Regions from separate parts of the Mus musculus genome. Here all the other regions are linked to region 4. A link is a loop called in an ENCODE intact Hi-C map of the cell type or tissue named here. Cell type or tissue: heart. All regions are shown on one strand. Links, peaks and the distances in the headings refer to the core of each region. The heading gives the core; the rest is flanking DNA. Region 1 has its middle 92 kb from the start of Ccdc185. Region 2 has its middle 85 kb from the start of Ccdc185. Region 3 holds the start of Capn8 (calpain 8). Region 4 overlaps Susd4 (sushi domain containing 4). Region 5 overlaps Susd4 (sushi domain containing 4). Region 6 has its middle 6.8 kb from the start of Gm46248.

Region 1 (5,331 bases), core at 58-5,057, 130 kb after region 4:
CCAGCGGAAGTACATCACTGGGAGTGATCTTTAGGTCCTCAGATTCCTGCTGTGACTGCCATATCTACTGTTTGCTGCCATGCCTTCCCCCATGATGGTCCTTAGTCCTCTGGAACCATAATCCAAAATAAATTCTTTCTCCCGTGAGTCCCCTTGGTCACAACATTTTATCACAACCGAAAAATACTAACGCAAGCCCCAAATACCTGTTTATATTGCATTAGATCTATGATAACCAGGGCAACAGCAAATACCTGGGATGACGAAGGGATGAGAGAATCCGAGTTCTGCCCCCAAGTTTGTCTTTGAGAATAATAGAGGTGATTGAAGACCCTGATATTCAGGCAGGACCACAGGCAAAAGGATTCAAAAGTCCTATTTACCGGGCTGGTGAGATGGCTCAGTGGGTAAGAGCACCCGACTGCTCTTCCGAAGGTCCAGAGTTCAAATCCCAGCAACCACATGGTGTCTCACAACCATCTGTAACGAGATCTGATGCCCTCTTCTGGAGTGTCTGAATATAGCTACAGTGTACTTACATGTAATAAATAAATAAATCTTTAAAAAAAAAGTTCTATTTACCAAATCTTAAATTACTAGAACAATCCAATGAATAGATAAATATTCATGTGGTTAAAAGATACCTGGCTCACACACTAAGTTAATGGTAGAAATCTCTAGATATTTACCACTTACCACTTGTCAAAACAGAAATTCCAACGTGTTAGGAACAATCGTTAGTTGAACACCAGTTATGAATGCCAGGAGACTACCTCAGAAATATTTGAGGAAAGCTCCAGAGAACTGTAATTTGCCTTACACACTGTTCTATGGGAGTCTCTTCTTGTACAATAAGACTGAGCTGTAAATCACAGGTATGCTGTTGCTTGGTGAATTCTCTTCAGGGCCTGACAGGAGCATTTCCTGTCTTCTTCGGATGCTAATCTCCCTGAAAGAGTCTGCTACCTGCATGCATTCCTTTTCTCTTAGTATGCGATATCCCAACTGAGTAGCCTTGAACAATAGAGATATTGATCCCCTGTCTCATCGAGAAGTCTGCAGACTGGAAGCGCTCAGCTTGCTTAATTCCATGTGATGAAGTCACCAAGGGCCAGTTGCTTTCTGCTCCTTGCTATCTGCAGTGTCAGCCTGGATCCCACAGAGTGGAAGATGGGTTCCAACCCCTAGGCCCGTCATAATCCTGTCAGAAGGAAAGACAACTCGTCTTGCCAGACAATCTTTCCCTGAAGGTCCATAGAAGGCTCTCCTTGTTCGTTCGTTATTCAAGACTGGATCACAAGTGCATTCAGTTGCAAGGAAGTCTGCTGCTGTGTTAGGCTACCACACACACACACACACACACACACACACACACACACACACACACACACACTCAACCAAACTGGAAGGAGATTGAGAGAGAATCTAGATTCAGCGGTATGTCTCCCATCACAGGCAACTGCTCCTTCCAGCAGCCTGCTCTGTACACAGTGGGGATTTAGCAAATGAAAAGCTAAGAAATAAGGCATCCGAGTACCAGCAGGGGCTGGTGCTGATTCGGCCTTGCCTCAGTTTCCTGTGGAGTGTGTCTGACTTTAGTGTGGAAGTCTTAGACCAAGAACCAGCCCGGATAGCTGGTGATGCTGAACCAGGAGAATTTCCAGGTCTGCCATGCTCTTGTTCTCAAGCCATTCAAGGACTGACTAGCCCAGGCAGGAGAAGCTCAGAAATCTGCAGAAGAGCTGTGGACACATCAAAGTTGACCCTGCAGAGATGGGAGCCTTGACCACAGATCTGGAAATAGAAGGGCTTTGGTGGCATTGCTGGGACATGGCGGGGAACACTCCGAAGTTAAAACACGTGCTTCACACAGGCCCTTCCTTCAGAAAAGCAAAATCCAAATGGCTTTCAAGAGAAGAGGACAGTAGTTCAGAGGCAAAGTCAGAGGGCCTTCTCCCCCACAGAGACACAAAGACAAGGGACATTGCCTTGCCGCTCAGGATGTCAGTAGGGGCTCACTAAAACAGCTCAGTCTCTCCAACTTGCAGTGGTTAAAAATCTGATTTAACTGAGGGGCCTCATGGCCTTTGGCAAACATTCTTCCCGTGTACTTCCACCATCTTCCAAGAAGCCAGAGAGAAGTTGAGACTTCACCAGGGACTTCATCAAACAAGGAGATCAAAAAGGAATTCTTGCCCTGCAGACTCCGGGGTAAATGCCCGAGGAAGAGTCACCCCTAGAGGGCAGCAGACCATTTGAGCTGAAGGGATTAAAATGATAGTTGCTTTAAACCCACAGAAACCAAAGCGGCAGAGAGACATGCACAGTCTGTGGCTCATTGGAGATGCGAATGAGCCGGGTTTTCACTCCTAATTAGCTACATAATCTTAGGCAGGTTGGTAAGCATTGGAATGCCAGCCTCTTCACCTGTAAAATGGAATTAATCTTGCTGACTGCACAGGGCTGCTGTGAGCATCAGATGAGAAGAGGTGTGTGGTACTTCCTGGAACAGGAAGTCTCTGTGTCTGCCCCACTTACATATGTTCCTGGGGCAGCAAGGAACTGGGAATGCCTGCTCTCTTTTCTTTCCCTAATATAAATGCAGCTCAGGATGAAGAGCTAGGCAGGGGTGGCCAGCAATGAATCCTGACCTTCAGAGAATGCCATTGGCCAAGGTCTGGAATATGGGGTATGGTGTTGTATGGAGCCCTTTGGAGACCCACAGCTGTTCCATTCCACCCAGTTTCTCCAACCTTCTCTCTTGGAACTATCCATTCTTTGACCCCACAAAGAGGCCCTGGCTTGAGAAGATGGTAGTAACTACAGCCAAGTCTGGGACTCTTCTTTCTAATCACACACTGGGCCTGGCCTGAAGAGGCTGTGTGACTGCTTCCAGGTTCCATCATTATGTGATCAGTTCTGGACTTGGAGGACAACGGCTGCCATCTCTACCTCCCTAAGAAGTATCTGAACAAGCCACACCATAACTCCAAAGACACTGTTCAATTTCTCTTTAGTTCCAAGTAGAACAGCGAGTGGGGCTCAGTGGTAAAGCACACTCCCAGCATATGTGAGAGCCTGGGTTTAATTCATAGCACTTCCAAAGACAAAAGGTAGGTGAATAAGGAACACAGTAACCCACACAGACCCTTCTGAAAGACTGTCCTTGGGAAATTCATTGTCCATAGGGAAGAATCCTTCCGTCCAGGACTCTTGAGTCCCCTCCGTGTACTGGTACCTCTATGGTCATTCTGCAAAATTTATGAAAATCTTCTCTTTGAATTGGAAATGTGTCCTGCAAAGGAAGCAAACTTCAAGCACAAATAGAGATATCCAGAGCCTGTGGGCAGCCCTGGGGTGGCAGCTTGAATTCCTTCTTGTCCCGTGGGACCTCGGTGAGCAGTATTTTGCCTCCGTATCCTCGGAGTTTGATGTGAAGATGATGTCATCCCCTCAGCAGTCATTTGGCATTTGGGAAGCACTACACAAATAACCCCACACATAAGAGAATGGCATGTATGTGAATGGCAGGGGCAAAGTCCATCGCTACACACGTCTCGTCTCCCTGCCGGGAAACAAAAGCCCTTGAGAATGGGATGCCTGCCTCAGGCTGAGAATTAAAAGTCAGCCAAGACTCTGCTGCTCCTCATTTTCTGCCATCACCAGATGCAGATAGCAAGAGATGGATGGATGTGTTCTGAAAGCCACCAGCAGTCAAATCCACCTAGAATACTCAAACAACCCTCCTGTGGAGCATCTACGGTGACTTCGATTCTCTTGGCAGCTACCTTTAAACACTGTGAAAGTGAGGAGGCGAAACTTATCTTGGGTTGTTAAGCCCTCAACATCGATGACCTACTGTCTTAGTTTGGGCTTTACTGCTGTGAAGAGATACCATGACCAAGACAACTCTTATAAAGGCAAACATTTAATTGGGGCTGGCTTACAGTTTCAGAGGTTCATTATCATCATGGTGGGAAACATGGCAGCATGCAGGCAAACATGATGCTGGAGGAGCTGAGAGTTCTACATCTTCATCTACAGGCAGCAGGAGACTATATCCTGCAGACAGCCAGAAGGATGCTCTGTCACAGTGGTCAAACTTGAGCATATATATGAGACCCCCAAAGCCCCACCTCCACAGTGACACACTTCTATCAAGGCCACACCTCCTCCAGTAAGGCCACACCTCCAAATAGTACCACCTCTCATGGGCCAAGCATATGCAAACCTGGAGAGACTTCTAAAGGAGGAACCTGCCTTTGCCTTACATGTCAGTGTTGAAGTTAACTAGATGTTATTTGCATCCAGGCATGAGGTACACACTTATATTTCCAGCACTTGAGAGGCCAAGGCAGGAGGATCTCTAGTTGAAGGCCAGCCTGGGTTATACAGTCAAAACAATCAAAAACTTCAAACAAACAAACAAAGAAAATCACACAAAGCAAAACAAAAAGAGGTCATTTATAAAGATGCTCAAAGCAGCCCCAACACACACACACACACACATACACTCGTGCGCGTGTGTGCCTTCCATTTTGATAGAATGGTCTTGAGACAGCTTTAGTCTAGATGGGGAAAATTCAGTAGAATATATGATTGTATAAAACCACACAGTCTTTTAGTGTGACAAGTTAAATGTACGACCTCTGAGCTGAAAGCAGGGCCACCATAAAGTGCCATTCTGGTGACCAGCCAAGCCTGTCCCAACATGGGACAGATGGAGAATACAGACAGGCCAAACCTTTGAAACCAGAGCACAATTTGGCAAAGGAAAAGTATAAATAAAATATAAGGGGAATGAAACCCAATAGAACTTCACATAAGTGTCATAAGAAGATAAATGGACAATTTTGTACCAATAAAGTAAAAACTTAGATGAATTAAATAATTTTCTACATGATTTAATTCACTCCCAGAAACAAAAAGTAGGCTGCTGGGTTAAGGCAGCACATGGGTAAGGCATATCTACTATTCTTCCTTCCATAACCATCATTAAAACTACCATCAACAATATTTTTAAATTTAAAAAAAAAAGAAGAAGAAAAGCTGGAAGTCAGATCTACTGGTCCCTATGTCACATCCACCAGGCATAGTTCTTTCCTGTCCTGTTTCCCAGATACCCTCCCTTTGGGGACCACTGCTGAAAGGCATTGAGGGTAGCAACTCCCTGTGCTCTTGGCCAGTTGGGCCTGTCATGCCGCAAGAGGAAGCTGGCCATCCACCCACCCTGTCTGCAGTGATCGCCACACGTAGAACCCCATACAGGCAAGAGTGGCAGCAGCATACATGTCCATTCTTACCAAGCCTCTGACCAGGAAGCCTTCTACT
Region 2 (5,331 bases), core at 261-5,260, 130 kb after region 4:
GGACATAATTTTTCTCAAAGTCTTAAATGTCTAAGACCTTCAGAGAGGGCTCCAGCTCTCCTCTAGATGTGTCTTTGCAACAGTTTTTATCTTAAAATCTCCCCCAAAGTCCTTGTATCCCCTGCTTGGTGTTAATGGAAGGCTATTGAACCTTTAAGAGGCCCCAGTGGGAGGTCTTTCAATCACTGCACTTGTAGATGAATGGTGTCTTGTTCTTTCTCTGGTCTCAGCAGTGAGATAACTGGCTTAGTTCTCACCATAAAGGAACAGGCTGCTAATCTATAGGTCCAAAGTGTTGATGGTCCACAGGTAGCTCCCAAAATGAGGACCAAAATAAACCATCCTGTCCCCAGGTTGTTTACCTCAGGTGTCTGTCAGACTGGAGAGATCCCCAGTCAGCACAACTGCTCTCCTTCAGAACCTGTCAGGAAAACAGGAAGAGCTGTAGCTGCTCCCTCAGAGGACCCGAGTTAGAGCCCCAGCTCCCACATGGTGCTCACAGTCATCTGAAACTCCAGCTTCAAGGGACCTGGTGCCTTCTTCTAGCCTCTGAGGGCACCAGGCATGAATGTGGTGTGTAGATAAACATGCAGGAAAAACACCTATTCACATGTAAATTAATAATAACAATATTGATGATAATGATGATGATGAACCCTCTGTAGAGCACCTTGGTCTAGACCTTCATCCTCATGATTTAGTCTTCCTTCTTCCACACCAGCCTGCTCTTCCCATCTTCTTGCCACAACTTGGGTCTCTTTTTGTCCTTTAGCTCTCGCTAACCCGCCAGCTCTCCTCAACCCATCTACCTTCACATTTCTAGAAACCATGATTGCCTAACCAATACTCTGGGTTTGGTCTAGCTCCTTGCTACCTGCATAGAGATGCCAACAACTCATGATCTCCACCTTCAAAGGATGCTTCTGATGCCACACTACTAAAATGAGTGTCAATCTGCGATCACAGGGCGCCAGCCCGCATGAGATGGGCTGGGGACACACACTCCAGGCCCTCTGTCACGTGGCCCAGCACAGGTGGTCACAGAGCCTGCTCTCGCCGTTTGGACTTTCCCCCAGCTCTGGGTCTACAGGGCAGATTCAAACAGCATACCGAGAAAATCGGAACCTGGGTGAGTAGAGAGATTTGCCTTTGAAAATGAGCAGTATTGTCAGACAGTCTACTGAGGACAGAGGCGAGAGAGGCCCCTAAGAACTTGGCTCAAAAAGGACAGAACTGAGTTTTGAACAGCAGCTTCCCTCTGGCTGTATGTGCAGATCTGCCTGCTGAGGTAACAAAATGACCCTGACCTCTGAGTCCCTGCATCACCCGCACCTCAGGCTCCTCTTGACACCTCCGGGCCCCCTACTGCCACAGGATCACCTACCTCCTGTCTCTGGAGAGCCAGCTGTGCAAGGATGAGAGGATTGAGTTTCACTGGATACAATGTAAACTCTGTAACCAGGCAGGTGGGAGGTCTTCCCTGCTCTTGTCTTACTTAAGGCTTGCCAGAGATCCCCAGGAGCTGACTAGACGTCAGCTGAACATTCTCTAGGCCCTTCTTTCTGCTTGCTCTCCATGGCTAATTCCCATGGCTCTGGCCTTTCCCCTTCCCTGCCGTGGTCTCTCCAGGGCTCCCTAAAGCCCTGCATAGACCACTTTGTAGTTCTAAAGCTCTTCTTCTCTGTCTTGGCAACTCAGGTAAGAGGTGGAAAGAACACATGCTTGAATGCTTAGGCTCTAGAAACAGATGGCCCGGGTTCAAGGGCTGGCTCTATTGCCTTACAGCCACACAACTGTGGACAAGTTTCCCTCAGTCCTCCTCTCTCTTAAATGGGGCTAAAAACAGTTCCTACTATATGAATTAAAAGAACCTACCTATCTACCTACACACACACACACACACACACACACACACATGCATATCAATGAACATAAATATACATTACATGCACATATGTGTTGTATGCATAGATGTGTTGCTTAGAACAGCATCTGGTACACTGCTGATGCCATGCATGCATTTGCTATCAATGTCAACAGTACGTGCAATCCCTGCAAGCACTCCACATCCCCACATTGCCACAGGGCATCAGAACGAATCATCTCATTAGAAAGGTTTAGGAGGAAACAACGATGGACTCAAATCTGGTCTGTGTGATCAAGGATGAATTAACAATAAACTAACAATGAAGATCGGCCCTATTATCTAAAACTTTGACCCGAGGTTTGGAATATCTTCTTAGGGGTAAGGGATTTGCTTATAAAGTTCTCATCTGTGTAGTGTCCAGCCTCTGATAGACACTGGGCAAGCGACAGCTGCAACTTCATTGTTATTGATGAACAAGTGATCTGTGAGCAGTAGACCCTCCAGAGCTGGGATGGCATTGGTAAATCTTCAGGAAATTCACACAAACTTCAGGGCCCAGGGCAAGGAGAATGTGTGAATCCACAGCAGAGACTCATCCTCAGTTTCAGGACAGCAACAGTAGGCGGCTCCTGCACGCACCCGCACTCCTTGGCACACAGGTTCCTCCTGTGGGAAGTCACCGGGGCTGGTTCCAGACAGTAGTTCCCAGCCCGAGAATTCCAGTGCTTTGTCTCACTTTTCTTCTGGGTCACCGTGCAGAGCAAGAGCTCAGAACTCCTGCTGCCAAGTCTGGTGTCCCTGGCAACCACCAGTCCCCGAGACAGCCTGTACTTGCTCACTCTTGCTCTACCGAGAACACACACACAGGGAACAACTTGAGCCGTGTTTATCCTCCAGTTTTGTTGAGAACGGGCAAAAGAAACTTATTCTAAGCACTACCGTTTCATTTTCAGAATCCAGTTAATCATAGGGAGAAACTAAATTCAAGGTCCTAGATTCTAGAGGAGCTGGGGACTTCCATATAGCTTCTGTGGTGAACAGTTGTCTGAGTCCAGACATCTCACCGGCAACTTCTCCTTGGCAGGGTTAAACAAGTCCATGTTCCCAGGCCTAAGAACATCTCCAAATGTTTTCTTACTTGTCTGTTAACCAGTAAAGAATATAAAAGTTGCTGCTATCTAAACAAAGGTGCATAAGTTACAAAAATATATCACCAATTGCCTGATATGCCCTAACTAACTGCATGCAGCTGACCTCCTTTGTCCCCTCAGCTCTGGACCTAATGTCTAGGAGACTGCATTAAGGACCTTGAAGCTAGGTGTCCTGGATACATACAGCCCAGTCTCCAGCAGGCACTCTCTTCTTAACTCAGAAAGTCAAAATACAATTAGGTAACACTGCAGCCCCCCCAAGCGCCCCCTTGCTTCGTGTCCCCATTCATTTAGAAATGTTGCACAATCTCCCTTCAGTGATGGGATTCAGAGCCCTCACTGGCCCCTCCCTGAGTGCTCAGGAAAAAGAACTTCTGTATTTGAAGTGAGTTTTCCCAGCTTCCACCCTAAACCCAACATTTTGACTAAAGAGTACTGTGGTACCTGTAGTTGCCTGAACTCTCGGTCTCCTTTCTTCCTGTTCACTTTCACTGTTAGATTCCCCACCCTGGACTCTGACAGTGTTTACAGTACTTGTTTGGCAGGAGGAAATGCTTAGGTTTGCCCTCTTGGGTGCTTGCCTCTTGTCATAAGAGGAGCATGTCTTCTGTGCCCAGGATCTAAAGGAAGATGAGAGATGTGTGGGACAGAGATAGATGCCCCCAACAGCTGCAGTCACACGCAGCCTAAGTCAGCCAAGTTCTGCAGAACTCAGACTGGATGGAAATGCTACTACTTCTCAAGTCATTTGTCAAGGAGAATACCGTGACAGAAGCTGACTAGTGAAATATCTTGAACACACCCTTCACCGAGTGTATTACTTACTGAATGGCTACCCTAAATCAGACAGCTTTGAAACACAGGGTACACAGCTCCCCCCCCCCTTACACACACACACACACACATCTTTATTTTTGAGGCTCACAGTTCTTCTGGTCACTCTGGAGCAACACACTCAGTGCTGTGGGACTCACAGTCACAATCATGGTGTAGCACTGGAAATGCCAGCCTCAGGCTGAAACCAGATTCTATCTTGGCCCAAACCAGAGGCTTCTCTTTGCTACCCCCAGACCAGGCCTGCAGGGGCAAGAAGGCAGGATAGGAGTCCTGCAAGGAGGAGAAGCGTCCCCTCCATCACCCCTCAGATGATTTACATCCACTTCCTCTGGACTTAGGGGTACTGCTGTCTTGTAGACATTCTCACGGCTGCTCTAGGGACACCCCGAACCACAGGCTCCAGTGTCACTAGCTTCCTTGTGTACGAACCTCTCCATTTGGTTACACTTTCTCTTCCTGGCCTCCAGGTCATCAGTGGCTCCTTTCACTCCCATAAGCTGAGGTCAGTGTCCCAGCTAGATGGATTCCTTGACAGGATCCATACTGAGCTTCTACCACGCGTAGCCAGCGGGAGTTCATAGAACTCAGTTGCCTCGAAGCCTCTTGTCCCGGAAGACCCCAGGGTCACAGGCTATGATGATTACTCTTGGCTGCCAGCTTGACGACATCTGGAATAAACTAAAACTCAAAATTGGCTGGGCGTACCTGTGAGGAACATTTTCTTAATTAAATAATTTGGAGTGGGAAGATCTAGTTCTAATCCAACTCTTTGAGGTGGGAAGACCCACCTTTAGTCTGTCATACCTTCTGCTGGAAGCCTCTATAAAAGGCATGGGAGAAGAAAGTTGCTCTCAAAGAGCCTACTTCTCTGAGATTCTAGTGTATATGAAAGACCAGCTGAGACATCCAGCCTCGCGGACTGAACAGCTACTGGATTCTTGGGCCTTATGTTTACAGGCAACCATTGTTGGGTTAGCTGGACCACAGCCGGTAAGTCATTCTAATAAATCATATATATATATATATATATATATATATATATATATATATATATATTCACACACACACACACATATATATATGATATGTATGTAATAAATCATGTATATATGTGATATATATGACTATATGAGATATTTCATATATATTTCCATATATATAATCCCATATATATATAATCTCTATAAAGAGATTCCGATTCATTCTACAAGTTCTGTCACTCTAGAGACCTGACTAATCAGTTTGTCAGAACCTATGTTTCAGGACCTTGTCTGGTGTGCCCCACTGCCTTTAGTACATGGTGCCATATGACCTTTGATTATGGTCTATTTCACACCTTCTGTCTGGAAGTGGGATGGCAGAGGATCAACCTCCTTGCTCTGTATCGGGTACGGTTCAAACAGGAAACCAGAAGTCTTTGTTATTTTAATCAGAAAAGATAATGGAAGGAATGCTTTTGGCCAGCCCTGTGCGTAT
Region 3 (5,331 bases), core at 225-5,224, 230 kb after region 4:
CTTCTAGGCTTCGCCTGTTGCCCACCATGTCTTATCTGCTCTAAGGACCCTGGACCACTGCCCTCTCTGAACATCTTGCTTGCACGCCCTTCCATAGCCCAGCACCTTCGCTCTCACCCATGCCCTCTTTCTCCACCAATTCTGACTCAGCTCTCTTCCCTAATTTTCCTGTCTAATTGCACAGTGGAGCTTCAGTGATTCCTCGCTGAGCTCCCGTGCATTTTATCCATTTAATGGGTACTCTCTGGACATTCTGTCATGGAATGCCAGCTAGAGACAACTCGTTTTCTTAGGTTATACATATTCTTTCATCCAGACTCACTTGGAGCCCAAGGAAGTGGGTAAGACTGCGATTCTCACTTCATGGATGAGGAAACCGGTTCTCAGAGAGAGTTGGTAACCTACCCGCAGTCACTCGGCTAGTGGATGATAGATGAGGGACCAGAACCCTGACCACTGTGAAACATCCAAGCCCACGTTCTTCTCCACCACAGTATCACTCAGCGTCTGCCTATTCTTTGTCCCCTCCTTAACTAGCTAAAGCTCCCCAAGACACCTCCCTGCACAGGAGAATCATGGCTGAATTGGAAACCCTAAGGCTACTAATCCAAGAGGTAGCAGTTAGAGAAAGAATGGATGCTCCAAACTGAGCCTACTGCATTCCATTCAGTAACTTTCCAACAATTCGACCCCTCCATGTGTCTCTTAACCGGGGTCCTTATTATGTGCTTGGTGTGGCTTCGCTCTTGACTAAGTATTTCTCCTTAAGATCAATATGCTGCTCAATTGCCAAGTCGAGGGAAAGGATACTTCTGGCAGAAGAAAAAAAATATTGACCAGGCTGCGCTAAGTCCATTTACACGGGGCATTACATACATCACAGGAGCTTGGGATAGATGCTGAGCCCACACGGTGAGACAAGGAGCTAAGAGCACTGGAGATCAGCGCAACCAGCTGCTGTCTCTGGGGTAGAGTTGCCGCATTTCACCCATGTAAACAGAAAAACCCTAAGGGATTTCAACCTCCCAACAGAGCGTTCATCTTGAGAATCCAAGTGTGATCTGGCAACCTTCACGTAGACAAATGTGTCTTCCGTTCCTTGAGACAAGAGCCTAGGTAGACCTTCTACTTAGAAGCATAAGAACAAGCAGAAGCAGTCATACTCCCCCCGGGTGTAGATCCAAAAGAATCACAGTCAGCTACAATAGTGACACTTGTGCACCCATGTTTATTGTAGCTCTACTGACAATAGCCATGGTATGGAGTCAACCGGGTACCTATCCACAGATGAATAAATAAAAAAATATATAGTTATGTGGGGCTATATGTGTGTGTGCAGTATTGTTCACTATAAAGAAGAAAATCATGTCATTTATAGGAAAATGGACAGAAGCAAAAAAAAAAAATCACCATTTTACCTGAAGTGAACCCAATTCACAGAGATAAATATCACATATTTTCTCTTGTATGTGTGTAAAAATAAAGGGCTATCAGGATGCAGAAGAGCAAATGAAGCAAACACCTTAATGTCCAGGATTATTAGATGCAATATATATATATACACACACACACACACACACACACACACATATATATATATATATATATATATATATACACATATATGCTCCCAAAGTAAAGAAAGGGTTATCCTCAAAAGTGCAAAGTCAAACAAAAAAGCAAGCAGAACCATTGAGAAATGAGCAAAGGTTTTAAACAGTTGTCCCTCTAGAGGATGCACCCATGATATAGAAAGCACAGCATCCATTATCATCAGGGACATGTACATCAAGACCACAGTGTGACCACACCCACCAACTTTAGGATGGCCTCCACCTCTCTCTTCTCTCCAGCCTTGGTGGAACCTTCTATGACCTTCAGTAACCCATGTCCCTCAGCAGCGATGCTATCACAGTTTGCCCCTAGCTGACTGTGTCTAACCTTGGTTTGTTCCCCTGTGTGCTGGCCCGGGGGCACTGTGCAGTGCTAAGTACCCTGTGTTCTGTGTCTCTTACACGCAGGACAATTACACCCTGAGATTTATTTCTCATTCTCCTAACCACACTGAAATACAATGGTTCCAGCCGCACTATTTTTAGGGTGGAAAAACTGAAGCTCAGAGAGCTGTCGCTCAAGGCCACATCAGCAGAGCCAAGGCCACATCAGCAGAGCCACTCATGAGGTCTGACTTGTCCAGCTCTAAAGCTTGTGTGTGTTCTTCCTTAGAAATAATGTTAGGAAGTAAGGCGGATATCAGAACTATAGGATCTGAAAACAGAACCCTGCACTGTTACTTACTTCAACTCTTGACCTGATGTGACAACTCTGTACCCTGTGTGACACTCAATTGTGCCTTGCCATGGTCACTTCCCTATTGCCTTACCGTGGGTCGCTTCCATATGATGCCTTGAGTTTCTGCAGAGCCTGGTCCAAGATCCCTGTAGCCCAAAGCTGACGGACATGCCGGGAATTCCGGGTCTTTAAATAGGACCCCTGAGTTCAAGCATTGCTTTCTCAGGGTCTCGAAGTCCTGGCCCAGATACTTCACAGCATTCTGGTTAGAGCCAAGGCCCTGAGCAGCTGCACGTTGCTTGGATATTCCAGCTGCCAGGGCTGCCATGGCCTGCCTGTGCGTCCTGTAGGTGACAGGAAAGCAGGGCTTCTGTGTCCTCTCAGACATCTGCCCTATGGGGATGCTGCCCTTTAAGGCAGCTCCCAAGGAGGTGTGGCCTGTAAACTTTGCACCTGAGGGAGGCCCTGTTCCAAAGGGACATGAGTCATAAACAGAGTCAAATATGTATCCAAGGTGCAGGCAACTCTGCCCCACCTTCTCCTGCTGTTCACTATTTGGACACCACAATGGAGGCTATCAGGAGTCTCCAAGTTGGATAGGCTGGGGTGATTTCTCCTCCAGAGACTCTGTAAGGAGAGGCCCTGCTCATGCCTTGGTTTTAGTCCAGTGGAAATGACTTAGGTCTGTGGGTGCCCAGAACAGAAAGAGACTAACCCTCTGCTCTTTCATTTTTACCGAGCATGGTGCCTTGCCTGCATGTACACCTGTGCACTACATAAGTGATCTGTCCTTGGAGGCCAGAAGAGGGCACCAGAGTCCCCAGAACTGGAGTTCCAGACAACTGTTAGCTTCCATGTGGGTGTTAGGAGTCCAACGCAGATCTTTGCAAGAACAGCCAGTGCTCTCTCAAACCCTAAGCCATTGCTCCATCTCCAACTTCTGCTCTTTTCAGTCACTTGTGTTCGTTTGTTACAGAAGACACAGGCAGCCAGTACAGTGTGACAAGAATTCTCTGAACTACTTACCCACAACACAGTCTCCCTAGTAACCTGCATTAATCGCCACCATCTCAAAGAGTGTTCTGGGGGCTGGCTGTAAGATGCCTCAGTGGATACGAGGGCTTGCCGCACAAGCAGGACAATCTACATTCAGAGGTAGAGACCAGAGAATAAGGAGTCTGAGGTCACTGTGGGCTAAATGGTGAGTTCAAATCCAACCTGGGTTACGTGAGACCCTGTCTCTAAAATGAAATAAAACAGAATATAAAATAATCATGATTCAGCAGTTCTGAGCTAAGTCTCTAGGACCCATATCAGAGTCTTTAGACCATTCACCTGCAGATGATTCTAAAGCGGGTTCACACTGGTCTCTGAACCAGACAGCCTCTGAGGCTGCCGGTCTTCCCGCTGAGGGTCATCCACGTGTTCAGCCCTGAGCTTGGTGCTTCTGAGAGAGCATGTTTACCTGCCAGACATGAAACAGACAAAAGCAGGGTTTCCCGTGATTCACCAGAAATACAAGGTCAGCATGACCTTCCAGGACAGGAGGCAGTTATACGAAAGCTTTGGCTCCTCCGTGCCTCAGGAGCCCCCATTACTCCCTCAACGCCTCTATTTGCGTTAACACTCGCTCAGTGTTGGGCTCACTGAGGGTTCACAGCTAAGTTTCCACCCTGCACAAGGCTGACCTACCCTTCCTCTAAACCAGAACCCCAGCTCCACCCCATCCCCTGACGTTGCCTGGAACACTGAAGATCCTAGAAGCCTTGAAGCCCTAATTTGGGTGGAGGAGGCATTTTTATTCCTGACCCTATTGCCTAGTTAACTGAGATTCGTGCTGAGTCACAGGAACCAGTGGTTGCTCTGAACACAGTTTTCTGGCCATCCCCAGCAAGCTAAGAGGAACGCCGGGCTTCTGCGTGGCTAGTGGGAGCCGGAGCACACCCGTCCTGCTGACTTTGCCACCTGTTCCCGTGTCTCTCCTTCCTCCATGGAGCATTGATTTCTGTTTAGGGGATGTCGTGTTTGTCCCACTTCAGGGCTTTGCAGGCGCTGTTCCTGCCAAACTGCAATACTCTTCTGCTCTGCTCTCTGATCATCCTTCAGACCTGTGCCCCGGAAGTTTTTCCCCAAGGCCACCCCTCAAATTTAGCCCCTCCCTCCTTTCACACTATCAGATGAGTACGCAAAGCCTCGCCCAGCACGGACTCCTGTCCTCAGTGAGTTAAAGCCTCTCGGCCCCATCAGGCTTTGTGTCCCACAAGGACACTTATCGGGACCAGTTTTATTTGCCACTCAGTCCCCGGCTCCTAGGACTCTCCCAGAAACACAGTAAATATTTGTTATATGAAGAAACAACCGCATATCTAGATTTCCAGTAGATAGATTTCCAGTAGATAAATAGATAGACCCAGGATGTTACAGACCTGGTAGCCCCAGACAGGGTCACTGGTTAGTTAATAAAGAACTCATGGGAGCGTTTGTTTTTCCTCTGTGTTTCTTCCCTATGCTTCCCTGAAGCACCGCCCCCCTCTCAGACTGACAAAAAAAAAAAAAAAAAAAAAAAGAGCAAGCCCTTCCTCTTCCAAGCACAGAAGCTGCACAGCTGGTAATTCTACTTCCCCACGAGGGAGCTCCTCTGGGGTTAGCCATCTATCCTTCCTTCCCACCACCCCCCCCACCCCTTCCTAAATTGCCTCATTCCCGATCCAGATGCTATACCAAGAAGCCCTTCCTCATCAGGCAGGCAGGTCTGAGCCGCTGCAAATAGAGCCCTCATTTGCCCAGTCACGAAAAAAAAAAAAAAAAAAAAAAAAGGTAAATGGTTCAGGGAGGCCCGGCACAGCAGCCCCTCTCGAGCCGACATGTCTACCTGTTATCCAGCCAGGCACCAAAGAGGAAGCAACCTGTACCCACAGTCTCTGTCCATCTGGACAGATGTCTTCCCAACTTTAAACCTGAGACAGCTGCAAGAGCCAGAGACAGCTCCCTGCCAGGAAGCCTCGGGATCCATTACAGAGGCAAGGAGTCTGTGCAGAC
Region 4 (5,331 bases), core at 152-5,151:
CCATCACAGGCAGCATCAATTTCTTGTCAGAGCCAGGAAGAAATTTGAAGGAGAAAACAGTTAACTCTAGGAGTGGTGGAAAACAGCGTAGATGAGGTCACACAGGACACTGAGGTGGACTAAGACAGAATAGAGTGTAGGCCTCTGAGGGAAGAGTAGGGATGGTTAGCGAAAGAAAGGGCAGAAGAGAGTTTTATCCAAGCATCATGGCAGAGAGAGGGCTAGAAGTCAACTCCTGCTAAGCCTGAGACAGAAAAGAGCTCACAAGACCCACCACACACAGATCTGCTGTTCACACGTCTTCAGAGGCGACATTTACCAGGATAATTTCAGTGGCGTGGTGGGGGTGGTACCAGATTGCTGTGGGCTGAGCAGTCAAGTCGGAGATGAGGAAAGACGCTAAATGAGAACGGTCTCTCCAGGAATCTCTGGGGAGGGGAAAGAGTAGAAAGCCAGGATCAAAAGAGGGTTCAGGGAGGAGAGGGGCTGGGTACAAATAGGGCATCGATCAAATGGGACAGAGGATATCATCATCCCAACCGACCATCTTCCCTCCAGCCTGTCATGTCCTGAAATCTCTGTGGTCTTTCTATGGCTTGATCCCTTCCAGAGCTGAAGTGATATTCGAGATAGCAGGCCACCACACCAGCTACTCGCTAGGACCTCACAGCTATCAAATCTGGAACTCCTCCATTCCGCAGCCTGCCTTCAGAGTCGACGGTGACTCAGCCAAGGAGTCTGTAGAAAGCCTCTCAAGATTGCTGGGGAGTCAGGCACCATGGGTTGAACACGCCCTGTGGATGGTGCATCAGAGCCCTTGCAAGACGCAGAAGCCTGTACCACTGCATTCCAAAATTGGGCCAGCCCCAAGGCCCGCCCGCTATAACTGTCCCCACTCGTCTTAAGGACATCCCCAGCAGTCCTGAGGGAGGAAAATGGCAATCTGTTCAGTTAACAGAACTGAGACTTTCAGTCCACCAGCCCCCCTCTGACAGCTGTCCTTGAAGCCGTCTTTTTTAACTCTCCCCTACAAGAGTTTGTACAAAGGACAGTACCACCATCATCTTGCTCAAATTGCCTTCTCTGTAGTTGACTACATGCAGCCAAATCCTGGAAGATTACCTGGCTTGTGCAGAAGCAATTCGGGCTGATCTATACCTTAAGAACAGACCTAATAATTTCAAGAGGCAATACATCCCTTTGCCTGAGAACCAGGGAGCCACAGCTCTTTGTCATTTCTTCCCTCAGTGCTGTCCAGCTCTTGTGTCCTGACTCTCAGAAGATAGAAATCCAGGCTTTGGTTTCTCTGACACTTTGATGGGTCAAAGGGACCGGACCTGGTAATGCCTGAGCAGGCGAGGTCTCTCCTCAAAGGGCAGACCCAAACGAACACTTACAGAGCAGCTTTGGTTAAAAACCCAGCCACCTTTTCTTTTAAAAAGAGATGGGAATATGTCTCTTGAGAGCCACACCATTGTCAAAGGTAAGCAAGGGTTGTCAACACTCAGTCCTTTAGGTGCCTAGGAGTATAGAGGTGGCTTCTGTCCACGTGTCACAGCATCAAGCCTGATGCACACACTGGCTCTACGAGGTTCCAGGAAGAAGATGAGGCTTAAGGGTTCAGTCCTCAGAGGAGGAGCACACATGTGGCCCTTCTTAGTCCCATGACCTCACAGCTAGGGACATTAGGGAGGGAACGCGCTAAGAGGCACCCGGTGAGAAAGAACACCAGGTTGCCAGCCCCCTGGAGGAACAATTCTTCATTCCCCATTGCTTTAGAAATATAACAATGGCCCTGGCAAAACTGGTTTCTAAGAAAGGACAGTCGACCTCATACAACAACCTGTGTGTGATACCCATATTCTTGTTAATATGGTCTGCTTGTGGCTGCTACCTGCTCTAAGAGAAGGAATGAAAGCGACTTTGATGACTGAAGTATGTATATTTAATACACAGAGTCCTAAAGCCCCTCATTTTAACACGTGAGTTATAACACTCTGGTGCTGTTTGGTGTTGTGTCTATAAATTTCGTTATTAAACCCAAAGGTAAGGAGTACCACAGAAGTACTCACTGGGCCTGCCTGGTACCACTGCCTCTAGGAGTGTCTGTCATTCTGTCTGTCCTATTGCAGGAACCCAAAAAGCAGAACCAGATGCCTGTCTGGGTACTTGGCAGGCCACAGGCGCTGCTGCAATTAGCAGGCTGGATCATGATTCAGCATGAGGTGCAGGCAGCCTCCACCAGAGCATAGCGGACAGTTTAAAAATAGCAAAGCTGAGCTGATCTTGCCAGCCCAGGCTACAGGAGAAGCAAGGCAGCTGCCGCAGAACCCTAAGCATCCCACCGCCCCTCTCGTCCCTCTTCCAGATGTGCCTCCCAGCTGGGTGGGAGGTAGCAGGCAGTCAGCTCCTATCAAACTCCCCATGCAGAACAGAAGATGCAAACAAGCCCGGAGGCCCTGACCTACAGACAAGGCACTGAAACATTCACAGGTCCAGGCTGACTTTAAAACTAGAATGTCTCGCCCCCTTGCTTGGGGCACAGCAATGAAGGACTACACGCGAAGTGTTGCCTGCAGGTGGCGCTCTCAATTCGGTAAGGGCAGGACCTCAGAGCATTTTCAGCAATCTGACCCGCCCCCGCCCCGCCCCCACCCCTTCCCTTCGACGCTGGCATCAGTACACTTCTCTTAGCAAAGTTAAATTTCTTTCCAGGGCCTTCAGGTCGCATAGAAAAATATTCTAGGATGCTGCTGATCGTGTTGGGAGTGAATGTGGCCCACGCCAAATCCAGAGGAGGGTACCCAGCACAGATGAGCTTTGTACATCAAACTCCTAACCTTGCACAGCTCTCCAGAGTCACAGCTAAGGTCTGCCCAGTGGACCGAAGCCTCAGAGAGACCACACCCAGACCACAGAGGGACCTCAGCGACCTAACGTCCAGGCTGGTTCTCCCTCTGGCCATGTTCTCTGGGTCGAGGCATTTTCTGGATGAAACGGTGTTGTCTTCAAGGCTGTTGCTTTCTTTAAAAATGTCCTTTCTACCCAATAACCAGAGAGGAGGTTTAACACAATGGAGAGCTTTGCCATTTTTCTGAGGATGCTAGTATCGAATAGATGTCATTTGTCCCCAAATTAATCTGCAAAATTAACTAAATGATTCTAAAATTTATCCAGAAGAATAATTTCCTGGGACTGAAAACACGTTGAAAAAAAATTAAGAGTAATGAGCGGGGATTTGCTCTATCAGATTTTAAAGGGTATGGGAGTAAAACAGGAAGATGCCCGAAATGGAGGAGACATCAAATCGATGGTGTATAATAGAAGGTTCAGAAGCCGACCCAAATATCTACACAGTGTCAGTGTGTTAGGAAGGTCGTATTTCAAAACGGTGGAGAAAGGATAGACTATTCGATAAATACTGTTTCTACAACCAGCCAATCATTTAGATAACAATAAAATTCTCCATTTTCTCCCAGCATACACACACGAACTCCCGGATTGACTACACATCTAGATATAACTAAGAGTAAAAACTACAGGTGGATATTTAATTAACCTTGAGTTGGCAGCAAACTGCCAAGGCATGCCACCAAATGGCAGGGACGACATGGAGATAATGACGGCAGAACTTGAATTCACATGGCTACAGACAGATGGGAACCGCAAGAACATGATGTAGTGTAGGGCTCGCGGGGCTGGGTGTCTGAAGTCAGCTCTTGTGAGGTACGAGGGAAAGCATCAGCAGGAGAATTGACAAGGGGCTCGGCTGTCAGCCGTGCTTGCTGATCAGTTATGAGGACCTGAGTTCGGATCTCAGGACGCCCAGAATGGGCTGGATTTCCCATGAACGCCTGTTACGCTAGTGCTAAGGGATCTGATGCCCTCTTCCGGCTACTGTGAACACAGGAGCAATCACACACACACATGGACACACACATGAACACACACATACATACACATTAACACACACATACAAACATACAAACAATGAACACATACACACACTGGAACACACATGAACACACACATACATACACATTAACACACACATACACACATACAAACAATGAATACATACACACACAGGAACACACACATATACACACACATACACACACATTAATACACACATACAAACAATGAACACATACACAGGAACAAATACATATACACATGAACACATATAAATACACACGCATGCTTGTGAACACACAGCCATATACACCCACACATAAACACACACACATGAACACACAAACATGAACACACACACATGAACACACACATGAACATGCACATGAACACACACATACACACATGAACATATACACGGATGAACACACACACAGCCAGGCTAGTGAACACACAGTCAGACACATCCACACATGAACACATACATGAACACACACACACACATGAACACAAGCCATACACACCCACACAGGAACACATACTGAACACACACACACACACACACACACATGAACATACAACACATGAAAACATACACACACATGAACACACACCCATTTATTTTTTAAGAAAAATTTTGACAAAGCAAAGGAGCCAAGAAACACATACCGGCTCCCTGTGCTCCAGCGACACCAGCCTGCCTTCAGGTTCACAAACAGGCTAGGCTATCTCCTAGGATAGGATCCATGCACAGGCTGCTCTCTCCACGAGGAACACCCCCCTCCTTGATCTTCCCCAGCTTCAATCTATCAACACTACCTGAAGCCCTTGAGTGCTCTCCAAATGCAGACCCCCCTCTTTTCTAATAGACATATTCAGCACCGGGTAGTTTTCCTCCTTGGCACTTGAAGTCTGTAAGTGCACATTTATCTTTGTGTTTAGCAAGCCGCTTGTCTCCCTTACTGGATAAACTAACTCTGGTTTTGCGAGCCACGACATGTACAGCACAGTGGTTAAATAGAGTATCGTAAAATCGACGTTTTCTCCACAAGTTTAAGTGTTGTTTGTTATAATAGATAAATTCTAATATGATAACAAAACCATGACATATTGTTAAGTGGCAAAACCGGGTTTCAACATAATACGACTGTACAACTTTAGGGAGAAAAAAAATGTGTACAAAAATATTTAAAAAAATCACATTTTAGCAGATTTATTTTCTTAATTTTGTTTTCACCAGATATTTTCTAAAACATTCAACAATAAGTACACACTCAGTCATGGAATGGGGTGGGGTGAAATTTCCTCTCTAACATCACGTCCAAGTGTGACCGCTGCGAGAACCTCAGTGGCTTTCCTTCCACATGCTCTCCCTGACCCTTCTCCACGCCCCTGGTTTGATTCTCACCCTAAGAA
Region 5 (5,331 bases), core at 59-5,058, 100 kb before region 4:
CACACGCACACACACACACACATTATATATTAATGTCATACACATTATATATTAAGTTTTATGATTTCAGGACCACCATGCTCACGGTTTGTCCTCTTTACAAGTGTCTAACACTCTCTGGGACCCAGTTCTGCCTGCCAGACCAGGTGTCTCTATCTCTGGACTTCCTCCTTTATCACCTTGGAAATGATGTACGGGTATGAACTTTTATGCTTTGAATTCCAAATAGACAATAAAACGAAGGGAGCAGGTTAGTGGTCATCTACAGGGCTGCCTGTAGAGATGAGTGAATCCTCAGGGTGTTTGTGGGGACGGAGGGGTTCTGAGGTTCTCTTGACCTTGGTGAGCAGAGCTGCGCTGGGCTGGGAATGAGCTAGAACACGAGGACCTGACGGCCCATGGCCTGACACTTCCATTTACACAACAGCTTGCTATGCAGGAGCTGGGGATGAGGTCCTAGGAGGACAATTCCAGGGACAGATGTGGCTTAGCTATTCTCTCCACTTGGGATAGATAGCCCCTTATAAGCCTCATATACAAATACCTTAGAGGGCCAAGGGACCAAGGCTGGTGAAAGGTGTGTGAGAATGCATGTGAGGGACCAATCTGTATGGCGGCCTCGCCCCTTTGACCTGCAGCTGCCCTGTCTCAAGAGTCCTCTGCACCTGAATGTTTGACTTACATCAGCGGCCATGCACAGCCTAGCAATGAATGCAGGGAGACACCATTCTAAATTTCTGCATGTAGAAACAAAAGCTCAGTGAAGCTAGTAATGGATCTAAGCTCACAGCCAGGTGGCCATGGAGGAGGCGAGCTATGAAGCCCACACTCTCCCATGATGCTCTGGAGAGCTACAGTCCAAGTGGGAGGGGATTTGAATACCTGTTGTGTAGAGGGAGGATGGAATCTGAGAAGCCCCTGGACCTAATGGGCTGGGGACCAGGAGGCTTTGCGCTTGATAATCTTGGACCCGCTGGTGGCCAGGGACCATTTCGGTAGCAACAGAAGGCAGCCTTGTCTGTGTGCCAGCTGCTAGACCGAGTGTAATTAGGTGGGAAAGGGCCTGAAGCATCCGCACAGGCAAATCACAACCTTGCAATTAAGAAAAGCTACACGGTAATGAAGTGTGAAGATGCCTGTGCTGTGCTCACACTGGGGAACCAGTCAGCCAGCACTGGGCTGCTCTGCAGCAGCTTGGATGCAGCCCCGAGGTGGGCACTGCCCAAGCCCGAGGAGACTGGTACTCGAGAGAGAGCCAAGACGGGTACTCTTCCTTCCTCCATAGCCCTGTCTGTTTCCACACTGAGGTCTGTGGAAGGTGACCTGCTCCCTCGCACTACAGGGACTTTGGGATATTTAAAGGAATTCTGTTGGGACGACACCATTCTTGGAACATCACCAAATTTCTTTCTGTCAGAAGTACCTAGGGTGGGACAATGAACCCTAAGTAACATCTAGGAAGATGCTTGCTATGGGCACAGAGTTGAGTGCTATCAGGCAGGGTGCGGGTGAGTGGTTTGGAGATTGTGATGCTGTGTTTACACAGCAATGGTCTCTCCTCCCCCCACTGCCACCCAGCCTCCAGATGAGAACGATACCCGTGAGCTCCCTGATGCCTGCTGTGCTGTCATTCTTCCTGGGGCCCGGTTGCAACCCTGGTCATTGGTGACCAGGTCAGATGGCCATCCTGCTGCCAGAGGATTTCCCAAAGAGAGGCAGGGATGGCCTGAGACAGCTCTGTGTGCCTCCTGGGAGATGGGACTCTTACCCAGAGGTCTCTGGGACACAACCCAAATAAGGAGGCATGGAAGGGAACAGGTGTGAGAACAAAGTGCAGAGGTGTGGCTGCCTGGATGTTGTCCATGTCAAGGCAGTGACATGTCAGTCACCATATGTCAACTCCTTTAATAAATGGAGCTGAGGACATGGAGTTTCACCAGGGATGGCGTGCAGCTGCCACTCAAGCAATCTGCAACTGCCCACAGCAGTAAGCTCAGGCTTAGCAGCACTCTGCCACTAACGGTGGCAGTGCATACGTCAGGGCAAAGCCCACCCTTTTGATACGGTGTCTCCTTCAGCTGAGTGTTCTAAATCCCACATTTTATTTCTACCACCCACAACCAACGTCACCCACCTCCTGCCCTCCCCACCCCACCCCACCATTAAAGTCACACTTCAAACTGTCGTTTTCTTTTTTAATTTTTAATCAGTCTGTGTTGAGAGAAAACAGGATTCGATCAAGCCTCCGTCCCTCGGTGCTCTAGCAGCACAGTGATTCTATTGGATGAGAGTTTTGTTCATATTTGTCTACAACCCAGAGGAGGGATGGAAACGACACCATGGACCAACATGTATTTGAAGAGACACTTCTGGACTCGAGGCTCTTAAAAAAAATCAAACAATTGCTTAGGCACAACACCCAGTGGGTGCCATGAGACCCTCATGGAAATACGGGATGGCAGGCAGGCAGGGCCAAAGGCCCCCCGAAAGCAAGAGGGCAGGGTGGCTTGGGGCTGGGAGGCCAGCCTTTGGACTGAGCAGGACAAAAAAGAGAGCTGAGGGGCTGGGAGTGGTCTCAAAAGATCCGGCTCCCGCTTCCTTCTCCCTCCAAATGCAGACCGTGTTTACAGAAACTTTCCACTTTGGAAAATAAAAGAATGGTTAGGTTTTAGGGTCGGGGTAGAGTGACAGCAATGACCCACATAGGAAGGCATGAGCAGATAAATTTGAGTGGAGTCTGCCAAATGCCAAAACCAAACATGACCAGGTTACGGGGTCCACCACAAGATGCATCTGAACGTGTTCTCACCATGTGTAAAGCCACGGGTCTATTCCACACCGCAGGTCCACTGCCAGACCACGCCTACAAACATGTCACCAGGGGGCAGCACAGAGCATAGGGGCTTGGCATGAAGAAATTTTCAGAAAGCGGAGTTGGCTTGTTTATCCTTTCCTTTCTCGTTCAAGCCGCCACATCCTGCTTTGATTGGCTGTCCAGGTGTAAGAGATGGTCTGAGTGTCACATGAGAGTCTTTCCTTGGGAGCCCGTCCCTTACTAAGAAGGGCAAAGAGAGGATCTGCTCTTGGGTTTGCAGGTCAACGTGGGCTTTTTTTTTTTTTTACAGAGGCTGACCCGTCCAGATCTAAAGTCCCTAGACAGTTCAAAGCAGATTTTAGAAGCAAATTTATACAATGTGACATGCTTTCAGAGGAGCAGGGAGTGCTGTTAGCAGGAGCAACAGGATGTGTGTGGCACAGTCTCACGCTCTGTAGCAAGAGACACCCAGCTCTGACACAGGGGTGAGGCAGAGAGAGTCCCCTCTGCACTTGGTTCCCTGCTGGTCATGATAAACCCTTGAGTCTCATTTGAAAGCACCGCCTTTGCTGTTGGCCAGACCCACAGTCCTGCTGGAGATGTACGGTATGAATCACTGTCCTTATGTAGATAGATTAAAAATGACCCCTGGTCCCCAAGCTCTGTCCTCCTGTGGTCTCTCTTCAAGGCTCTTTTCCCCAAAGGGGACAGTGGGACTAGCAGGATGTCACCAGGCTATGGGTCCTCTTCCATGAGCGGGATCTCTGGAAAGAAAGCAAGAGATGGTTATTTGCTTAGTTCGACTGAAAGCTACATGGAGTTACAAGCCTCATTAAAACAGCTCCATCCTAGAAATCAGCGGAGAAAGGAAAACGTTAAGTTCCATGTGTCCATTAAAGGTCAAATAAAACAGCGTCCCTTCTCCCCGCCCTGTACACCATCTATCCGCTAGAGAACAATTTGTGACTTTTATATCCAGCTCATAAAAAGGATAATGTTAAACTTTCACCACAAGCCCTCATAGTGGCTTAGGCCAAAATGTCACCATTTCAAGTGCAGAGAGGCAGGGAGGAGCACAGGAAGGGTGCTCTGAGGGGCCAGCAGGCCTGTTTCTACCCTGCTCCTGCTGCACAATGTAGCCACGCTTTACAGAGCTGTGCCAGGCTTCCCTCCCTGGGAAGTGGACCCCTGAATATTCTCATGGGCTATGGTCTTCCTCATGGCAGATGAACCTTTCACTGCACATGGCTAAAGTGACTTCTGAGCACACAGCACTTTTCTGGGGTCAGGTGGGGGTGTGTCACCCCACAGGTGAGGTTGGCAGCAGTCCACTGCACTGGCCTTCCTCAGGGCCCAAAGTGGGAAGATAGGGCCCCAAGTGGGAAGTTAGGGCCCCATGTGCACAGTGGCATTGCCCAGAGAGGGAAAGTAGGCCCTGTATGCATGGTGGCACTGACCCAGAGAGGGAAAGTAGGCCCTGTATGCATGGTGGCATTGACCCAGAGAGGGAAAGTAGGCCCTGTATGCATGGTGGCATTGACCCAGAGAGGGAAAGTAGGCCCTGTATGCATGGTGGCATTGACCCAGAGAGGGAAAGTAGGCCCTGTATGCATGGTGGCATTGACCCAGAGAGGGAAGGTAGGCCCTGTATGCATGGTGGCATTGACCCAGAGAGGGAAGGTAGGCCCTGTATGCATGGTGGCATTGACCCAGAGAGGGAAAGTAGGCCCTGTATGCATGGTGGCATTGACCCAGAGAGGGAAGGTAGGCCCTGTATGCATGGTGGCATTGACCCAGAGAGGGAAGGTAGGCCCTGTATGCATGGTGGCATTGATCCAGAGAGGGAAGGTAGGCCCTGTATGCATGGTGGCATTGACCCAGAGAGGGAAAGTAGGCCCTGTATGCATGGTGGCATTGACCCAGAGAGGGAAAGTAGGCCCTGTATGCATGGTGGCATTGACCCAGAGAGGGAAAGTAGGCCCTGTATGCATGGTGGCATTGACCCAGAGAGGGAAAGTAGGCCCTGTATGCATGGTGGCATTGACCCAGAGAGGGAAGGTAGGCCCTGTATGCATGGTGGCATTGACCCAGAGAGGGAAGGTAGGCCCTGTATGCATGGTGGCATTGACCCAGAGAGGGAAAGTAGGCCCTGTATGCATGGTGGCATTGACCCAGAGAGGGAAGGTAGGCCCTGTATGCATGGTGGCATTGACCCAGAGAGGGAAGGTAGGCCCTGTATGCATGGTGGCATTGATCCAGAGAGGGAAGGTAGGCCCTGTATGCATGGTGGCATTGACCCAGAGAGGGAAAGTAGGCCCTGTATGCATGGTGGCATTGACCCAGAGAGGGAAGGTAGGCCCTGTATGCATGGTGGCATTGACCCAGAGAGGGAAGGTAGGCCCTGTATGCATGGTGGCATTGACCCAGAGAGGGAAGGTAGGCCCTGTATGCATGGTGGCATTGACCCAGAGAGGGAAGGTAGGCCCTGTATGCATGGTGGCATTGACCCAGAGAGG
Region 6 (5,331 bases), core at 77-5,076, 240 kb after region 4:
CGGGGAGGCTGAGCCTAAGAGAAAGAGCAAGATGCATAATTATAGAAGGCAGCATCTGGGAGCATTTGAGTCGGAGAGCATTAATTTAATATGAGGCCAATCCACATGTGTATGATTTATCTATTACTACTAACCAATTATCCCGAGCTTAATGGTCTAGAACAGCAAACATTTATTACCCCACAGTTTCTGAGAAGAATGAATTTAGGGGTGGCTCTGGCCTGGAGTGACTTTCAGGGGGCTGCAGCTTTGGGAAGATACAGGGGAGAGAAGGGGGCTGAAATCAACAGATGGCATGAAGGGAGTGAAGGGAGCTAGAACCAAGATGGCGCACACGCACACTCGGGTTCCTCAGTAGGACTTCCTATGGGCAGCTTGTTTGTCCTCATGACACAGGGACTGCCATATTTCAGGTCACATGATCCCGAGAAAAGGCAGAGCCTGAAGTGACACAGGATTGCTTATGATTTGTTCTTCGATTAAAACAATGGCTCTGCTCAGCCCGTTCTCATCAGGGAGGGTTTGGCCGCTCCCTTTAAGGAGAGATTCTAAGAGAATAGCTTTGAACTATTGCAGTTTGATTCTGTGCCCTAGGTGAGTCACACCCTGCTATGCAAGTCAACCAGGTTGTGAGAAAATGCTGGATTAAGAAGAGTTAGGCCAGGACTAGAAAGATGGCTCAGCAGTTAAGAGCACCGACTGCTCTTCCAGAGGTCCTGAGTTCAATTCCCAGCAAGCACATGGTGGCTCACAACCATCTGTAATGGGATCTGATGCCCTCTTCTGGTGTGACTGAACACAGCTACAGTGTATACTCATATACATAAAATAAATAAAATAAATCTTAGGCCTAAGAACAGGAAGTCAGGGACCAGAGACTGCATGGAGCTGAGCCTCCAAAACTCAAAGGTTAAACACAGCTTTGGAGACCCAGAAGGCCATGCAGGTCCTGAGTCCACTGTTCCTCTATCAGCGAGCCTTGGCATGGGCCAACCATCTATTTAGTCCTGCGCTCAGCTAGCCTCCTGAGACACTCACTGTCTTTGTTCCAGCACAACTGGAACTCCCCATTGGTCGTCTCACAGCCTTTCTTTTGGATTCCTTTGTTTCTTGGCCTCAATTCCCAAGAAGGGAGATCCGGATTATTCCAGATCTTTCCTCGAACCATGCCACATGGGCCCTAGAGGTCACTGACAGGGCCAGCGATTGGTGGCTGTGGCAGCATTGGATGGCAGCTTTCCAGCCACAGCCTCCAGAGCCCTTTCTGTTTCCACATTCTAGGGACCAGTGTGTGAGCACTCCCAGGAGCCAGCCTTGCTCTACTCTATAGAAGGTAACTGCATAAGAGCAGGCAGTCAAGGCCGCTTTGCCAACCGTCATGGAGGCGATTAGAAGCTCTGTCACTGCCAGCATATGCTCCTGAGTTCTGCCTGACAGTCTGAAAACATAAGTATGGTGAGTCCCCTTTAACTGTCAGCTTTATTTGAAGATTTGTTTTATTGTTGTTTGCTGCTGCTGTTACTGTTGTTGTTGCTGCTGTTGTTACTGTTGTTGTTGCTGTTGCTGTTGTTGCTGTTATTTCTGTTGTTGCTGTTGTTGTTTTCATTGTAAGAGGAATTAAAGTGGTCTGCCATAGTGATGCAGAAGTGGTGCATAATGACGCATTAAGACCAGCCTAGTCTACACATAGCAACTTCTAGGCTAGCCAGTGACACACAGCAAGATCCTATCTTAAGAAAGCAAAACCAGCTGGGCCTTTCCTTGTACCATTTCCTGTTTGTGCATCAGTCCTGTGCAATGCCCAACACCATCAGTCATGTCCTACAGATGGGGAAAGGGGGCTTCATTGCAATGCCCGTTCATACCAGAATCAAACTTTGAACTCATTAGTCTCAGTTAATACCAAGGTACGAAGGTACTCTCAGCACTGCTTAAAACAGTGGTTCTCAACCTTCCTAATGCTGCGACCCTTTAATACAGTTCCTTATGGTGCAGTGACCCCCCCAACCATAACATTATTTTGTTGCTACTTCATAACTAATCTTTGTTACTGTTATGAACCATAATGTAAATATCTGATATGTGCACCCAAAGGGGTCACAACCCACAGGTTGAGAACCACTAGCTTATCGGATGTGGAATCACTTTGCAACATGTTGACCTTTCCCAAAGACTTAAACCACTGAAAGCTGTTATCTTGTCTCAAGAACCCCATGGGGACTGTGAGGTTCCCAATGAGATCACACACACACACACACACACACACACACACACACACACACACACACACACTACCCCAGGAGACATGTAGCAAGAACCCTGAGGTATTCTGTAGAGCTCACAAGGATACAGCATGTTAGATCAGTGGAAATAGGTCACTCAAATCAGTGGTAACAAATGGCGATAAGTAAGGAATGAAGCTGCTCCCACTGCAGCACATGCGCCCACTGCAGCACATGCCCCCACTGCAGCAGATGTTCCCACTGCAGCACATACCCCCACTGCAGCACATGCCCCCACTGCAGCACATGCTCCCACTGCAGCACATGCCCCCACTGCAGCACATGCTGGTCTCTGTTGCCCCCTAGAGCCCAGTTCGCTCCCAGCAAGCCTATGTATGGGCTTGCTTCAAACAGCCTTGGCTTAGCGTCACCTCTGTAGCAACAGCCCTTCTTGTCTCACCGGTGCTTTGGAAAACACCTACCAAACATATCATTTTTAAGTGGCTGGGGATACTGAAAAATGATAAAGGGAAAAGACTCTGCATTTACTCCGTCTTTCCTATGGACTGCATTTCAGGGTAATTAAATAATTGATAAAAGTTGGAGAGATGGCTCAGTGGTTAAGAGGGCTGCTCTTGCAGAGCAGCTGAGTTCAATTCTCAGCACCCACGTGACAGTTCACAACTCTCTGTGACTCCAGTCCTGGGGAATCTAGCGCCCTCTTCTGGCTTCTGTGAACACACATACGGTGCAGAAACATACCCGTAATCAAAACACATCCACATAAATGAAATCAAATCATTGCAAGCATATCGACACACTTCTTTAACTCAGCACTCGGTAGGCAGAGGCAGGCAGGTCTCTGTGAGTTCAAGCTCAACCTGGTCTACATGGTGAATTCTAGGACACCCAGGACTACCTTGTCCCAAACAGATAGGTAGGTAGATAGATAGATAGATAGATAGATAGATATAAAAATTTAATTCAAAATAAGAATAATTGATAATTCCAGCTAGTCAGGTGACAAAAGTTAACACTTTGCAGCCCCTAATGGCATAATGGATGAGAAGCTGACACCAAGGATGCTGGCATGATTAGAGGAAAGGCTAAGAAGAAGCTTCGGGACAGATGGAGCAGGCTGAGATACCCAAGCCTCCTTGTCATTCTGAGCATCTGTGCCCTGGACACCACTGTCTTGTGACACGCTAAAACAAGCTGGCCTGAGCCACCTGAGAGCAACCCTGACTTCTCCAAAACTCCCAGGGTAACTGTCAGTGTGGAGGAATAGGAGATCGAGACGGGTTTCTCAACCTCTGCCTGACTGACATTATGGTCTAGGTGACCATAAAGTATCAGAATAACTAAGTAACCTGCCTAGTGGTGAAATAGAATAATTTGAAAGAGTTGATCAAAGAGAAAACGCATACAGAGAAGGAAAAGAGCATAGAAACAGTAAGGCAAATAAAAAAGGAAGCGTGAGGTTTAGACACCAATAAATCAGCAGTTACGTTGGGTCTCAGTAACTATGCTTTGAAAACAAAACTTTGTTGGGCTGTAGCCCTGTGTACAGCATAGGCTCAAGACCTGTTCTAGTTTCATTCGGCTGCCGCTGTGATAAAGCAGTCTACCCAAAAGCAGCTTGGGGAGGGAGAGGGCTACAGCTTTGCTTCCTTTTACAGTTCCAGGTCACATTCTGACTTTGACGGTACTCAGGAAGGAATTCAAGACAAGAACCAGGGCTGGAGAGATGGCTCAGCGGTTAGGAGCACTGACTGCTCTTCCAGAGGTCCTGAGCTCAATTCCCAGCAACCACATGGTGGCTCACAACCATCTGTAATGGAATCCAATGCCCTCTTCTGGTGTGTCTGAAGACAGTAACAAAATCTTAAAAAAAAAAAAAAAAAAAAAAAAAAAAAAGACAGGAACCAGGCAGCAGGAACCACAGATGGGCATGCTTCCTGGCTTGTTCTCCAGCTTCTTAGACAACGCAGAACCACCTGCCTAGGTAAGATGCTGCCCTCGGTGGGTGGGGCCCTCAGGTATCAATCAAAACAATCTCTCACAGACACTGCTGCAGGCCAGTCTGATGGAAACAGCTCTCACTTGAGTTTCCTCTTCTCATCTGACTCTAGTTTATATCAAACTGACAATAAAAATGAACCAATAAAGCCCTAGGTTCTGGCCCAGAACTAAAAGTCAATTGGTTAATTAATTCTCAGACTAGCTCAAAACAACCAAGTGGTACAGCTTAAAGGTTAAGATGCAAGAACAGGGAAGATGCATAAGATGCTAAGAGAAAACTGGAAGGGCTGAGCTAACATCGCAGAAACCACCTTGAGAGCAAATGATTGCTAGAGGTAAGGCGACCTGTGGACGTGCGTTCGCTGGGAAGATGCACTAATTAGTTTAATTCTGTATACTCAACACAGCCTCAGAATGCATGAAGCAAAATTGTGCAGGTCAGAAGAGGCAAAATACCACATCTGAGGATGAGATTGTAATGCAATACTTTTAGCAACTGATAAAATGAACAGATAAAAAGGCAAAGACACAGGCGGTCTGAACAGTATAATGAACAGAGTCATCCCAGGCCTGTAGCAAGAAACAAGACTTGGAGAGCGATGCTACATGCCTCTGCTTTTCTGTCCGGAGATTTAACTTTATTGTACCCACAGTCCTCCACACCATTGTGGAATCTGCGCACTGCATTGAGTTTTTGTGCTTTCATATGACATACAGTTTTCTATCTTATTATCAAGTGAGCAGTTTCATGGTGTTGGGGGTCAGTATTGTCAACCTGAGACAATCCGTAATCCCCTGGGAGGAGTCTCCTCGAGGGGTTGTCCAGATCAAGCTGGCCTCTGGGTATGCCCGTGAGGGATTGTCTCCTGTTAGCTGAAGTGGGGAGAGCCGTTCCACTGTGGGCAGTGGGTAATAGACTTTATAAGTGCAGAGGAAGGGGTGCTTGGGGTGCTGAGCACTAACAGAATGTACCCGTTCGTTTTCCTCTCTGTTCTCGACCGCTTCACATTCGCCCCTACTTCCAGAAGGACAGTACAACCTGGAACTGTGCTCTAAATGAACGCCTTCTCTTTCCAAGTTGTTTCTG

Evidence for each region. Hi-C counts contacts between places; a loop is a spot of excess contacts. Peaks named below come from ENCODE experiments on the same cell type or tissue, not always from the same donor. Only the 100,000 strongest peaks of a DNase experiment are listed, where the experiment ranks them.
Region 1: a loop joins it to region 4, with 2.2 times the contacts of the local background. A loop is called at or near these places in 5 of 42 quality-filtered maps.
Region 2: a loop joins it to region 4, with 2.0 times the contacts of the local background. A loop is called at or near these places in 5 of 42 quality-filtered maps.
Region 3: it touches region 4 in a loop (5-fold over the local background); 23 of 42 quality-filtered maps call a loop at or near these places.
Region 5: it touches region 4 in a loop (2.1-fold over the local background); 5 of 42 quality-filtered maps call a loop at or near these places.
Region 6: a loop joins it to region 4, with 13 times the contacts of the local background. A loop is called at or near these places in 23 of 42 quality-filtered maps.

Annotation. Positions count from the first base shown.
Region 1 is chr1:182,654,878-182,660,208 of GRCm38, reverse strand. No RefSeq gene overlaps it. Among named protein-coding and RNA genes, the nearest start is that of Ccdc185, 92 kb to the left of the region's middle. In heart, for the core only: a CTCF peak has its summit at 2,229 (motif pointing right); no DNase peak of the experiment used is centred there.
Region 2 is chr1:182,661,159-182,666,489 of GRCm38, reverse strand. No RefSeq gene overlaps it. Among named protein-coding and RNA genes, the nearest start is that of Ccdc185, 85 kb to the left of the region's middle. In heart, for the core only: no CTCF peak of the experiment used is centred there; a DNase peak (open chromatin) is centred at 2,649; H3K27ac peaks cover 257 bases.
Region 3 is chr1:182,562,350-182,567,680 of GRCm38, reverse strand. It overlaps Capn8 (calpain 8), which reads right to left and starts at 2,674. Exons shown (of 21, transcript NM_130890.2): 1 at 2,384-2,674. The coding sequence starts at 2,620. It overlaps Gm46248 (a long non-coding RNA gene), which reads right to left. Exons shown (of 4, transcript XR_001779884.1): 3 at 3,628-3,757; 4 at 3,200-3,533. In heart, for the core only: a CTCF peak has its summit at 3,096 (motif pointing right); no DNase peak of the experiment used is centred there.
Region 4 is chr1:182,789,861-182,795,191 of GRCm38, reverse strand. All of the region lies in intron 2 of Susd4 (sushi domain containing 4), which reads right to left. Among named protein-coding and RNA genes, the nearest start is that of Susd4, 28 kb to the right of the region's middle. In heart, for the core only: a CTCF peak has its summit at 2,542 (motif pointing right); a DNase peak (open chromatin) is centred at 2,281; H3K4me3 peaks cover 724 bases; H3K27ac peaks cover 1,682 bases.
Region 5 is chr1:182,893,447-182,898,777 of GRCm38, reverse strand. Susd4 (sushi domain containing 4) reads right to left here. Exons shown (of 9, transcript NM_001356461.1): 9 at 2,187-3,579. The coding sequence ends at 3,551. Among named protein-coding and RNA genes, the nearest start is that of Tlr5, 59 kb to the left of the region's middle. In heart, for the core only: a CTCF peak has its summit at 2,882 (motif pointing right); a DNase peak (open chromatin) is centred at 2,867; H3K27ac peaks cover 372 bases.
Region 6 is chr1:182,551,424-182,556,754 of GRCm38, reverse strand. It overlaps the pseudogene Gm46081. Among named protein-coding and RNA genes, the nearest start is that of Gm46248, 6.8 kb to the left of the region's middle. In heart, for the core only: CTCF peaks have their summits at 2,392 and 2,611 (motif pointing left); a DNase peak (open chromatin) is centred at 2,584.